2 separate regions of the Homo sapiens genome follow, and region 2 is linked to region 1. A link is a contact called in ENCODE Hi-C or POLR2A ChIA-PET data. All regions are on one chromosome and are shown on one strand. Each heading gives the region's core, a stretch centred on a gene start or an enhancer-like site at or near the end of the contact. The rest is flanking DNA. Distances are from core to core; before and after follow the strand shown.

The links. Hi-C counts contacts between places; a loop is a spot of excess contacts on that map. ChIA-PET counts read pairs that join two places held with the same protein, here RNA polymerase II (POLR2A). Pooled maps may share reads with other maps.
Region 2: a loop to region 1 is called in a map with no recorded cell type, with 2.6 times the contacts of the local background. The contact joins two enhancer-like sites. A Hi-C loop is called at or near these places in 1 of 168 maps with a recorded cell type or tissue (HepG2), 2 of 37 single-sample maps with no recorded cell type and 2 of 50 pooled maps. POLR2A ChIA-PET finds 5 or more read pairs at or near these places in 1 of 52 experiments (OCI-LY7).

The regions. Positions count from the first base shown.
Region 1 is chr5:126,352,369-126,356,416 of GRCh38, forward strand. The region is part of intron 1 of LOC124901056 (a long non-coding RNA gene); the gene reads right to left. Among named protein-coding and RNA genes, the nearest start is that of GRAMD2B, 69 kb to the right of the region's middle. Within about 2 kb of position 2,028, at least 9 of the 41 ENCODE cell types and tissues checked have a DNase peak (open chromatin) inside an H3K27ac peak, as active enhancers do.
Region 2 is chr5:127,010,012-127,014,059 of GRCh38, forward strand. All of the region lies in intron 1 of MARCHF3 (membrane associated ring-CH-type finger 3), which reads right to left. Among named protein-coding and RNA genes, the nearest start is that of MARCHF3, 19 kb to the right of the region's middle. Within about 2 kb of position 2,024, at least 3 of the 41 ENCODE cell types and tissues checked have a DNase peak (open chromatin) inside an H3K27ac peak, as active enhancers do.

The DNA of each region.
Region 1 (4,048 bases), core at 778-3,277:
AACATTCTCCCTGCCGTCACTCTTCCGCTCAAGCCGTGGATAAAACCCTGTCCGTGGGATAAAACCCTGGGCCCAGTATTCATAACCTTCATAATGAGGCTTTGCCTGACTTACGAGAGGTAGAGGAGTATTTAACCATTGACCCCCAGACCCCACAGATCAAGGGTTATTCCCCTGACCTCTGGGCATGTGCCATGGCCTAGAAAGTTCCTTACAGCACCAAAAATCTAATTTCTTTATATTTTCTTTAGATTAATAAATTAATCTAATACCTGAGATATTAGATGAAGCACTTGAAGTGAGACAATCTCAGCTAAAAATAAGTGGAAGCCTGCAGAGAATTGTCCAGTATAGTCACAGCTGAAATCAGAGGGCCAGTCAAGCATTTGTGAATCCATGTGCCAGCTGTACCTGCTGCTCCCTGTCTGAGGTCATAACATCAATATCCATTTCCTTAGGAAGCCACAGAAAGTCTGATGTAAAAGGTCTCCTAGGAAGTGCACAGATATCCTGGACCTCCTAAGCTGTTTATGCAAACCCTGAACCTCCATAAATCATCTTTTCAAACAATGTTATCTCAGTTAAATTTATCCGTGGACTGTGTCTTCCCAGGAAAAACTTACAAGACAATCAGAAACATCTCCTCTAGAACCACCTGATATAGGATTATTTTGTAAGAGAACAACCCAAGGAGCCTCTATAACCCCAAGTGATCAAAACTTAAATCAATAAGAAATTGACATCGTGTGCTTCTTGATCTGATGCACTGAGAACAACACAAAGATTATCATTGTGGCGATCTTACCAAAGATACAAAACCTGAATTTAATCAGAAAGAAGCATCAGAAAACCCAAACTGAGGAATATTCTTAAAACAAACAAACAAACAAACAAAACTGTCCCGTACTCCTCAAATTTATTGACGGGGGAAAAAAAAAAAGACCAAGGAACTGTTTGATTGGAGAGACTAAGGAAACATGCTTATAAAATACAACATGGCCCCTGGGTTGGACTGCAGCCTAGAAAGACAGCTGAAAATTTTGAATAAGGCCTGTGTATGAAGTAGTATTGTGTCAGTGTTAGTTTTCTAATTTTGATTAATTGCATTATAGTTCGATCTGGATGAAATGATGAAGTAGCTCTTGTAAGAGTTCAAAATGAGAAGTTAAAAAGTTTAAGTTGTTAAAATCAGTGGATAGCAGATAATGAGCAATTGGAAGATGATACCTGAAATAGGCAGATTACAAATGACGTTTGTCATATTTAGTTGGATATTGGTTGACTTGAGCACTGATTTGCAACATGTGTTTGGGGCTATCCCACTACACCCCCAAGTTCACACTCACCTATTTTTACTTGAATATGTCACTTAATTCTTAGAGAAACTTCAGAATAGTGTTGCTCACAGTTCACTTTGATTTTACAATGTAAAATATACATATAAATATTTTTACAAGGGGAAAAGAAAGAGGGAATATCATACAAACAAAAAGCTAACTTCCAAAGAGATAGTTGAATTTCACAATCAATTAAAACAGAATCACCTGGGAAGCTTGTTAAAAAAAACTCTGATGCCCAAGTCTCACACCAAACCTATAAAATCAGAATGTATAGGTGTGGGGTATTTGTACAAGTTCTGTGCAATTGTGAGGCATACTAAGAAAGTTTGAGAACCACCATTTAAGAAAATAACTGGTCTCTAAATTAGGACTCATTATCCACTAGATGGTGCCAAGAATTCAAAGATGGAACTTTGTGGTACAATGTCTATTTTCCTTTGAGTATACAGTGTGTTCATTTTCCTTCTTATCCACTTTCTCTTCGACCTCTCCCCAACTTGTAGGAAAGGGTTACATCACACCAAAATAGATATTTTGTTCAGTATCAGTCTAGCAGCTTCTCCTTGGATTTTGGTTATAACAGACAGGCTCGTTCTGAAGGGATATTGAGAGGAAGTTGTGTGAGTACTCTTCCCTTAGCCTTTTACTTTCTCAGTGCAGATATTTAGAAGAGGAAAATCCACTGTAAGAGGTGGCCTCATTGGCAATGAGTGATTGGATAAGAAAGAATGGTCTGACCAGTTCCTAAAAGCCATATTTAGCCGTTTGTGGTTTTGATCCCTGTCCTTTCCCGGAAACAATGACTTCAAGAATGTACCACAACTATTTGGTATGTTATATCAGTTAAATAATAAGTCATATTATTAAATATCAGATTACTCTTAAGCTACCACTGCCTCAATGGAAAAGCATTTGACAATTTCTTAAACTGTTTTATCCTTTCTTTATCCTCAGGATTTTTGCAATTAAAAAATCCTGTGCAGATGATAATCTCATTTCAGTTTTTCTGATGAGTTTATGTGTTTGGAATCTGCTCCAAGGCATTGTGTTTATCCTCATGAATGTTTATTTTTAAATGTGTATCGAATAGAAATGGCTAGAAAGCCGAGCAAGACAAATAACATTTTATTAATCCTTGTCTTAGTCTCTTTGTGCTGCTATAACAAAGTACCTGAGACTGGGTAATTCATGAAAAAAAAAAAAAAAAAAAAATGTATTTTCTTACCATTCTCGAGGCTGGGAAAGATCGGGGCACTGGCTTCTGATGTGGGTTTTTTGGCCACACCCTCACACGGAAGGAGGAACAGGGGCAAACTAACTAAACAGTTCACGAAGCCTCTTTTATAAGGACCTTAATCCCACTAACAAGGGAGAAGCCCTCATGGCCTAATCATCTCTTAAAGGCCTCACCTGTTATCACACTGGCAACCTTTGAATTTTGGAGGGAACACATTCAAACCATAGCAGTCCTACAAATATCTATTGAGCAACAATATGTACCAGGCACTGTGATACACATTGGTGTAGGGACACAGGGTTGAACAAAGCAAAAAAATATAAGCTTTCATGAATTTGCATTCTAGCTGTGAGAAATGTACAGAGGAAAAAAATAGCAAGATAATGATAGAGTGACAACTCTTTTACTTCATAAAGCAGAGAGGTGTAATAGTTTCTGCACAAGCCAGGATTATTTTTGACATTGTAGTCAGGGGAGGCTCCCTGAGAAGGTGACATTTGAGTTGAAATTGAATGATGACAAGAAGAGCCAGAAAGGAAGCTATATAGTCAGTGGGCGGAGCAGGTGCAAAGATCCAGGGGTAGAAACAAGTGTGGTATATTGCAGATTAGGAAAAAAACCAATGAAAGGAAGCATGAGCTAAATGAGGCTGGAGATATGGGCAAAGACCTGAGCAGGGCCAGAGGTTGCAATTTAGTGAAATAGAAAATTAGGAGATTTTAAAGGGAAGAGTAACATGGTTTTTTTCTTATTTTTAAATTTTAAAATCATCCTGGATCCTGATTGTAGAGGTGATACAAGTGGGAAGAGAGCAATTGGAATACTGCTGCAATAGTCTAGATAACAGATGGCAGCTTGGACTAGTAATAGGAATACCAGTGGAGAGAAGCACTGAAATTCTGGATGTGTTCTGAAGGCACAGCTGATAAGATTTGTTGATGAACTGCACGTGGGGAACAAGGGCATGAGAGAAATCAACAACACCTAAATTGCTTTTACATCAACCAGGTGGATGAGGAAGCCCTTTACTGGTCTGTCCTTACACTGCTAATAAACACATAACCGAGGCTGGGTAATTTATAAAGGAAAGAGTTTTAATTGACTCACAGTTCCACACGGCTGGGGATGCCTCACAATCATTGTGGAAGGTGAATGAGGAACAAAGTAAAGTCTTACCCGGCGACAGGCAAGACAGTGTGTGCACGGGAACTCCCATTTATAAAACCATCAGATCTCGCGAGACTTATTCACTGCCACGAGAATGGCATGAGTGAAACAGCCACCAAGATTCAATTATCTCCACCTGGCCCTGCCCTTGATATGTGGGGATTATTACAATTCAATGTAAGATTTGGGTGGAGACACAGCCAAACCATATCAGAACAGTAAAATGAGACAAGAAAAATTCTGGAGGAGAGCTGTAAATAAAAATTCTACTTTGGTCACAGTAAGTTTGAGGTGTTTATTTAAT
Region 2 (4,048 bases), core at 774-3,273, 660 kb after region 1:
TCTGTTCCTTTCTCAGAAGAGGAACCTGGTGACTCCTGGTGACTTTCTACATCCATCTCCAGTCAGAGACAGTGCCTAGACCACTCAGGGTTCTGAGTGGGGTTGAAGCAGAATGGAAGACTTGGCCATTCGGTCATTTACACTGACTTCATAGAGAAATCTTTGAAGGTCAAAGAACTTTTCAGTAACTACAATTAGGTAACCAATTTCATAAGGTGGTAAGGGGTTACACAAGGCACATAAAGGTTTAGATATTTATTAGTTATTCAAACATTTAGGAAATTATAAAGGACAACCAAAATCAACCTGTTTCATTTCAAAGCAAAAAAGTATTTTGTACACTCCTGGATATTTTCCAGCAAGTTTCCACCAACCTCTGTCAACTCACATTCCCTGACAGAAGCCTAGAAAATGAGCTAACCCTACATGGCCCACAAACCAGCTCACTTTTGTGAGGGTCGAGAACCAGGCCACAGTGGCACATCCAGGCCCAACTGTCACATCTCTTGCATTTTCTCCAATTGGAAGCCAACAGGCCTCTTACTGCCAGAATGTTCATTCTGAAGGAATGTCTGTGAGAGCCGAGCTTCCAATCCCTTTCCCAACACACTATCCCTGGATCAAGCATGAAAATCTATGCTCTGTATTTAAGCTGGAGATGGAATAAAGACTAAAAATACTGTCAAAATACTTTTTCCACTGAGGAATATTATTCAGCCTTAAAAAGGTAGGAAATTCTGACATATACTAAAACATGAGTAAACCTTCAGGACATTATACCAACTGTAATGTTGGCTACAAAAGACAAATACTGTATGATTCCACCAAAATGAGGTAGAGTAGTCAAAATCACAGAGACAACAAGGAGAATGGCGGTTGCTAGGAGCTTGGGAGTTTTGTAAGATGAAAAGAGTTCTGTAGATGGATGGTGGTGATGGTTGCACAATATTATGAATGTATTTACTACCACTGAACTGTACATTTAAAAATGATTTAAGATGTTAAATTTTATGTTATGCACATTTTACTGCACAAAAATAATATAAATAATAAAAAATACTTTTTCCATGGAGCCTTCATACTACTAACTTCCTCTCTTAAAAGTGATACCCTGCATGAAATAATCCTAGTTCAAAATAGAATGTTTTAATCTGCATTAAAGACTTTTGAAAATGTAAGCCTAGGAAGATCTCTGAGATTTAAGCAATAAAACTATCCACTCGGTACACTGAATCCATCAGCCAGGATACTTCTGTGAAGGACTAATGCTGGAAGTGAATGAATAAGGCTCCGATGACTGATCCAAATGCAGTCATCGCGGCATGCCTCCACCTACTCATCCAAATAACCTCAAGCTCTTTGGGCATGTGTTCAACTGCTCAATCTAGCATGAGGGGATGGCTATGCTCACAATCCAAGGCTCTATCTTGGTCTGAGCCCAAAAAATGAGGTATTGTCTCTCATTTGGGTATGCAGCAGAGCACTGCTTTTTTTCCTAGTCTTTTGCTTAAAGATTAGACTATGCAAGTATGTTTGCAAAAATTAGGTATCTTCTGTGGTAAAAATTCCTACATATAAATAACAAATCTTCCTCATGTTGCCTGGAAAGAAAAGGAAAAGGAAACTGATTCCCTAAAAGTGTAGTTTTCCCCCACATCCCTATATTATCACACCTTCAAATATGAAGATAAATAAGATTTTAAGAGAATTCATTTTTAACTGGTTGGTTATTCCTTGTTAACAATTTCAAACACCAGGTGAATCTACAGCTATGACTGTATATAGTTGATTATTGCTTCCCATGGATACTTTTAGAATGTAAAAGCTGCCATTTTAATTGGCATTCAGAGGTCTGCCAATGTGCAAACCCAAGCAGCTCAATTCTTTTGCCTAACTGGGAGAGTGAGTTATCTAGAAACAAATGGAATGGCCGATTAAAAGGTTGTCTTGGCTAATATTTTCCAGTTGGTCTACAGTTAGTTCAGCCCTGTTGAGTCCTTCCACTTCTTTGGACGACCAATGCAGCAAGCGTGGTGAGACATAGTGCTTGGGCCTCTAATCTTAGCTGTGACATTTCCTGTCTCATGTTCTACCATCAATAGTGACCTACTTGCTATACCATGTGATTTTCCAACTGGGGCTTTTGATGCTCACACATGGGAAACACAGTTATTTTTATATTTAGCACAAAATGTAGCCATGAAATGTTTCAAATGATTTCCAGTTCAGGATATCCACACTAATCTTATTTTGTGGTAATTCTTTTTTTGCTCTGTCATTTAGAAACATTATAATAGTTATGAACCATTAAAACAAAGCTTTCACTTTTTTAAAAAAGCAACCTGTGAAAATGCCACATTATGTCAGTACCTAGTAAATTGAAAACTAACTAGCAAAAAGTGAAAGACTCATGTCCTAGTTACTTATTTTGTTTGAAGAACTGGCTACAAATGACCTTTGTTGAAAGTGATAGGAAACAATACTTCTAGTATCATTGAGGTTTGAAATCATTAGAGAAGTGAAAATAACTTATTAATAATGATAAAAAGAGTAGACAAAAACTAATACTCAGAGATGGAACAGAAGTGCACAAAAAGACAGAGACACAGGATATGTTAGGTAAAACTATGGGCAAAAACTAAAAGCTCACTGAAAAACAGTACACAATAAGATTGCAAATACCTAGCAAGAAAGCCTTACAATACAACAAAATATGCCTGAGGGTACCTCAGTAAAGTTGATTTACTAGGCAAAGTAAAATTGTCATTCATAGTTTTTGAAATTAAGAAGAATGCAATCAGTGCAAATTTATGTGTGTGTGTAACACAGCAAATGACTGTTCAAAATTTTAAGTCTTTTCTTGTTAGACTTAATCCACAACCTTAAAGAAATGAATAGAGTTCAACACTCTCATAAGAATAACTCATTCCATGTCACTTGTGAACAAGCAAATTCCCAACACTCAACTGAATCTCCAAAACAGATGTCAGGAGTCTGCAATACACCTATTTAAGTGAATTTTCAAAACTCTGTGGCTACACCAGCTAGAAAGCAGTTGCTTTCTAGTGGAAGTGAATCATAATGGACCTTTCAAATCACAGTGTTCACACATGGAAAAGCACATGTTCCACTTTTCCTCTGCCAAAGAAGCCTCACAGCCACTCCCCAAAATACTTGAGAAATATTCCAGCAATGTGTGTGTATCCATCATGGACTCTTTCTCATTGTTACTGCTTTTGCTATACATTTTGTTATAACTTCATGCTGTTTTTCACCCACATAGCTTAGAAAGCAACAACAAGAACAACAATAAAATTAAAAGGAAAGGAAAAGAAAAGCTTCCGTTAAGACAGGGCTAAATCTACTGTATATGAAAACTGCTGTCAAAGGCAGTTGACAAGAGCTTACATAGACCATGTACCCATTTAACTTAAATAATAATGATACATTGACCCAGCCCTTTAATTACTGGTCTCATTTTCACCTGGATCCTGATGAGTTCTCACAATTATACACCCAAATCTACCCAAGTTATTAAGTGAGGAGGAAAGGGATCCCTGCCAGGATCCGTAAGAGGGAAGTACGATGCAGACAACATCATAACATCCTCTTCCTTTCTTTTTCTGACTTGTCTCTGATGCATAACATAAACACAATCTGGATGAATTAGATTAAAAATTACTCTCACATAGAGACCAATGTAACAAAACAGAAAACCCAGAAATTAATGAATCCATCTATATAAGGCCAACTGATTTTTGACAAAGGTGCCAAGAACATCCATTGGGGAAAAAACAGTTTCTTCAATAAATGGTGCTAAAAGCAATGGATATCCATATGCAGAAGAATGAAACTAGATCCTACCTCTGCCCCTATATAAAAATCTACTCAAAATGGATTAAAGGCCTAATTGTAAGACCTGAAGCTATAAAACAACTGGAAGAAAACATAGAGGAAATGCTTCAGGACATTGGTCTGAGAAAAGATTTTATGATTAAGAACTCAAAAATACAGGCAACTAATGCAAAAATAAGTAAATGGGATTACA